Linked DNA regions of Mus musculus: region 1 is linked to region 2. The links are chromatin loops, found by intact Hi-C in ENCODE. Cell type or tissue: heart. All regions are shown on one strand.

Region 1 (2,500 bases), 180 kb before region 2:
GAGACCACAGCTGCCCACGGGACAAAATCAGGACTACCCACTCATTGGTGTAAATAAAACTGCCATGATCCCTTATAGTCTCTGGCTGCAAGGGCAGAGCTAGGCAGATGTCGCAGGAGTCCTGGGGTCCATGAAGCCATCTTCAGACAAGTTAGCCAAGGCCACTCTAGCAGAAATTCCAGAGGGCTGAAATGACCAACATCAGGGTCATCAGGACCAGCACCCCACCAAGGAAAAGTCCCTGGGTGAGCTTCTGGTCTGCGTGGTCACTGAGCACCTACTGTCAAACAGAACAAGAGGAATGTGACCGAGTTCAGGCCTGCCGCAGGCCGTGCGTGAGTCTTACCAGAAGGTCTGTTTCGCCGTCTGGATGACATTTGCTGACATCTCCACATCGATGTAGTCGTAGTGCAGCGCTCCTGGGTCCGTGGAGGACCCCGTCTCAGCCAGCAAGATGCCAATCCACCTGCCCATGTCTTCAGACGATGATGCCTGTCACGGGGAAGAGAGACAGAGATGCGTGACGGGAAGGGAAAGAGAACACAGAGTACCTGGGAGAGAGTGCCAGAAAAGAGATTCATAAGAGTAATTACATCGGAGCCACAGCAAGTTACAAAGTGTGCTGGCTGCCTGGCCTGGAGACCATGCAGGTGGGCGCTCTACCCCATGACTCCCAGAGGTCCTAGCCCAGCCTGTGCTGCAGCGGGTGTGGTATGTGGCGGCAAGCTTGCTTCTCTTATCTGGATACTATTGAAGACAGCTTATCTTCAAGTCCACTGCATCTTTGCAGGTGTGACACTTTTCTGTAGTTTTGACTAGCTCTGTGTTTACTGTTTTAAAGACATCTGTAGGTGCCAGACCTTATAGCTTCTTTAAAGTTTTTTTTCCATACTACCTTTAAAATTATCCTTATTAAAATTTTAATCCATCCTTGTTAAGTGTTTTTGTAGGCAGGTAACAGCCCAAGAGAAAAAAAAATAGACTTGGCTGCTTGCTGTCGGATCAGTGAGAGCTAGGGTAGATACAGCATCCCAGAACTGGATGAGATATGCATTTTTGCACGGCAGCCACCAGGGGGCAGTCATCCTCCTCGTCCCTGAGACTATCTGGGCCAGTGAGTCCTATAGAGATAATATAAGGTCCGAGACAAACCAAAAATAAGCCAAACAAAAACCTACTATGAAAACAATTTTGGAAATAAGTACCCACATGCTGAAATTCAAGATGTTGGCTGCGTGCCTGGACACCTTGACACTGCTCAGAGTCCCATACCCACACCACAGCCATTTAAGATTGGGCTCTGCGTCTGGTGGATGGCATGTATGTCAGCCGCTGATACAAGCCTAACACAGCCTCACTTCTGCTGACCTTGTGGCACGAACATACTGACATGAACCCTGGAAAACATAATTCTTCACGTCTGTGAATGTATGACATGTGTGTGTATCTTAATCATAAGAAGGAGAAAGGAGAAAAGGGGAAAAATAAGTCTGGATTACTGTCAAGTAGAAAAGACCAAAATGGAAGACTGGTGAACTATCCTATAAAGCAGCCAAGCAGACAATAAAGGACATAAGTAGCCACAGGCTTGCTCCTCACAGACCCTACCACAGGGTGTCAGGGGCCCTAACATGTGGAGAGCTTTCCAAAGGACAAGCGAAGGAAACAGTCCTATGTACCTGAGTAGCCTATGCTTAGAAGAAGTATTTTAATGGAGATTTTTTTTCCCCCACAAGGTATTGCCTGCCTAGGCACTTTGAAAAAGTGGGCTCAACGGTTAACGGTTAAGGTGGTTAAGGTGGTGAGTTCAAATCCCAGCAACCACATGATGGCTCACAACCATCCATAATGAAATCTGATGCCCTCTTCTGGGGTGTCAGAAGTCAGCTATAGGGAGCAAGCAGGGCCAGAGTGAGAAGAAAAAGTGTCTGAAGACAGCTACAGTGTACTTACATATAATAAATAAATAAAAATAAATAAATCAGAAAGAAAGAAAGAAAGAAAGAAAGAAAGAAAGAAAGGAAGGAAGGAAGGAAGGAAGGAAGGAAGGAAGGAAGGAAGGAAGGAAGGAAGAAAGAAAGAAAGAAAGAAAGAAAGAAAGAAAGAAAGAAAGAAGAGAAAAGGTGGCCTGTTATTTGGAGCTAGGCATTTAGCTGTGGCAAGCAAAGTTGTCATGCATGATGCTCTTGGAAGCCTGTATCATCCATGACTCTCCAAAAGAGAAACCCTGAAGACAACGTAAAACAGAATTAGCCAAGGGAGGGAAGGGGCTGGATCAAAATCAGTCCCTACAGGGAGCTAGGGTCTTCTGCAGAAGACCTAATCATGCTGTTGACAGAATCTGTGTACACCTCTCTGGATAGCAGCCCCAGGGAAGCCCATACCTCTAGAACAGCCACCTCCTGTCCGTTTCGAAGCAGCCGGAAGGTCAACGGGTGCTTAGAATCCAGGCCCGGGATCACCTCGCAGCCACGGAGGGGGATGGAGACGAGGTGGGTCT
Region 2 (2,500 bases):
GCAGGACCCACCACTAGCCACAGCAGCCCATCAGGGTAATCTTAGTCAACCACTGTCTGAAGCATCACACTGAGAACAAAAATGCAGCCATGTCCAGGGACCATAGATACAGGGTGGGGATCCATGACTCACAGCCACGTGCCAGGGACCCAACTCCATCCACCACATAACCAGGGTCCACGTGTCACAGCCAGTCAAACAGAAGGCAGTTGCTAGTAATAGCCCAGGGGCTAATCCATAGCTCTGCAGCATGATCCAACAAGGCCAGGATGTGACTGCTCACCTATAGCTGCTGCCTGGCCTTTGCCTCTGCCTCCTACCTAGGATCAGCCATAGAAGCCAAACTACCCCTAACCTGCCCCTCAGATATCCACCTTCAGTTGGTGTTTCAGCTTACCCAGGCTGCTGTCCACCAGGGGCCTCACTTCATCCTCCCTCTGCCACAGGGCTTTTTCCACCCTCTGTGACCTATGTCGTTCTGATGACCACAGTGACAGTGGTGTCCCCCGCAGCAGCGACACGATACAGCCCACATCCCTTGCTGTCAGGTGCAGCCATTTCCCCTTCATCCCCACACCCTCTCAGCACCTCGGCCATGATGGGCCATGATGGCCACACCAGCCCTGTAACCCCTTCCCTATTGAATCGGATCAGAAACACCAATTCATAGTAGAGAAAGCTGGTGGGAGACCAGAGAGCCAGGCCCTCTGGCTCAGCTGGATTTCGAGAGGCTCAGTGTGGCCAGGCCCTTCAGCTATGTATAGGAAGCACAGCTGGAGTCACTCACAGCTGTGCATAGCGGGGTCACCAGGGGGGCTCTTGTGATGCAGCGTGGGGTGGCTCTCCAGAACTTTTATGTCCATCCAGTTTGGGGCACAAAGGACAATGGGCAGCATCTTTTCATGATCAGACAAGACAGGGATTATATGATGGGAATCTGGCTCAAGGCCAGGTGGAGTGAGAAGTCATTTTCAGATTTGGGGCTCCCATAGGCTGTGGGGTTACGCGAGCCTGGAATGTAGTCTCAGCTCTTCCTCTTGTGGGATTTCGACCTTGAGAGAGTTCCTGTCCACACCACTCCACCATCCCACCAGCCCGCCTTCTAGCTGCCTTCCCATCTGTCCTTGGGTATCCACCCACCCTCTGCCTTCGATCTGTCCTTCCATCTGTCCTTTCCATCCACCCACCCTTTGCTCACATCCCCTGGTCCTGGGGAAATGCTGGATCAAGGGCAAAGCGATTCGCTTAGCAACCAGCCCAGCAAACACTGAAGTTTTCCATAACACTGATCAACCCTTTTTTTTTTTCAGGAATACGTGGGGGCTGGGTATAGCTCAGTAGCAGGATGCTTGCCTAGCATGCAAAGGCCTGGATTTCATCCCTAGCACCAGTTCCCAAGTTACTGGATATGCATTTGGTTTGAGGGAAGAGCTATATTAAGAGTGTGCTGGCCAGACCCCACCCTGGCCACTAAACAGCCTGGAGCTATGGGCATGGTAGTGCTGCTGCCCTCTGGTGGTCAGAGGAAGATCTGCACCACGAATGGCCCTCCACACCAGTAAGCTCTACTAGTGTCCCTTCAACTGGCTGCAGATTGGACATGTGGGCCTGTTGCCCCCGTGGGATTCATTCCTAGAATGTGGGGCAGTTGCTGATTAGCAAGGTCACATATACCCATGAAGAAGCAACCGCAAACCTGCTCAGCCTACTTGTTCCCTTCTCGCCTCATCCCTGCCAGTGCTTAGAGGGGGCCATGTTTCTCACAGCAGAGGCAGAATGCTGCCATCTCTGGCTACTTGTAGATGACTTGAGGCTCTGAAACAGGACAGTCAGACAGGCAGGAGGGCACCGAGAGAACAGTCCCCAACTGTCCTATGCTGTATGAGGCATCCATGGGGCCACGGGGAGCTGAACAGAGGCAGAGAGAGGAGGACTCAGGATGCAGGGGTGTGGTGAGTCTCATCCAGTGACCCTGCCTCTCTAAAACCACTCCAAATATAGAAGTGCCCAGAGCAAGCTGAACAAGCTGTCCTTGAAGGTCAAAGACAGTCTGGCAGCCAGGGGCACACAACTGTTAAGAAAAAAAGCAATCTTTCCAACTAATAAAGTACCCAAACAAAGCCAACAAAGGCCCAGGCGCCTCTGAGGCAGGCGTCTCCTGTCCTCCTTGCTTGGCTTGGGCTGAGCTGGACACAGATTCCCCCTCCCTGGCTCCAGCTTGGACTCTGTGAAGTCAGTCACCAGGGAGCACAAAAGTGTAACCCACCGCCTTCTTAACATCCTGCTTAGCTCCAGACCCACTGGGTACAAAAAAGTGTATCCAGCCCTCCTGACACTCCCCTGAAGCCAGCATGGTGCCTACCTCACAAGAGAGTAACCTGAGGCCAAGAGCAGCTGAATGGGCCCAGGCCAGCCATGCCAAGGCTTGGAAGCACCATCAGGAGAGTCAGGAGAGGGTTCTGGGGGGCCTGCATGGTGCAACCCTAAGGCCTATGCCAGG

What was found. Hi-C counts contacts between places; a loop is a spot of excess contacts. Peaks named below come from ENCODE experiments on the same cell type or tissue, not always from the same donor. Only the 100,000 strongest peaks of a DNase experiment are listed, where the experiment ranks them.
Region 1: it touches region 2 in a loop (2.5-fold over the local background); 2 of 42 quality-filtered maps call a loop at or near these places.

Annotation. Positions count from the first base shown.
Region 1 is chr5:35,974,484-35,976,983 of GRCm38, reverse strand. It overlaps Afap1 (actin filament associated protein 1), which reads right to left. Exons shown (of 17, transcript NM_027373.2): 10 at 2,385-2,500; 11 at 347-492. Among named protein-coding and RNA genes, the nearest start is that of Afap1, 82 kb to the right of the region's middle. In heart, a CTCF peak has its summit at 1,068 (motif pointing right); a DNase peak (open chromatin) is centred at 1,143.
Region 2 is chr5:35,794,613-35,797,112 of GRCm38, reverse strand. All of the region lies in intron 1 of Ablim2 (actin-binding LIM protein 2), which reads right to left. Among named protein-coding and RNA genes, the nearest start is that of Ablim2, 38 kb to the right of the region's middle. In heart, no CTCF peak of the experiment used is centred here; a DNase peak (open chromatin) is centred at 1,512; H3K27ac peaks cover 2,371 bases; H3K27me3 peaks cover 346 bases.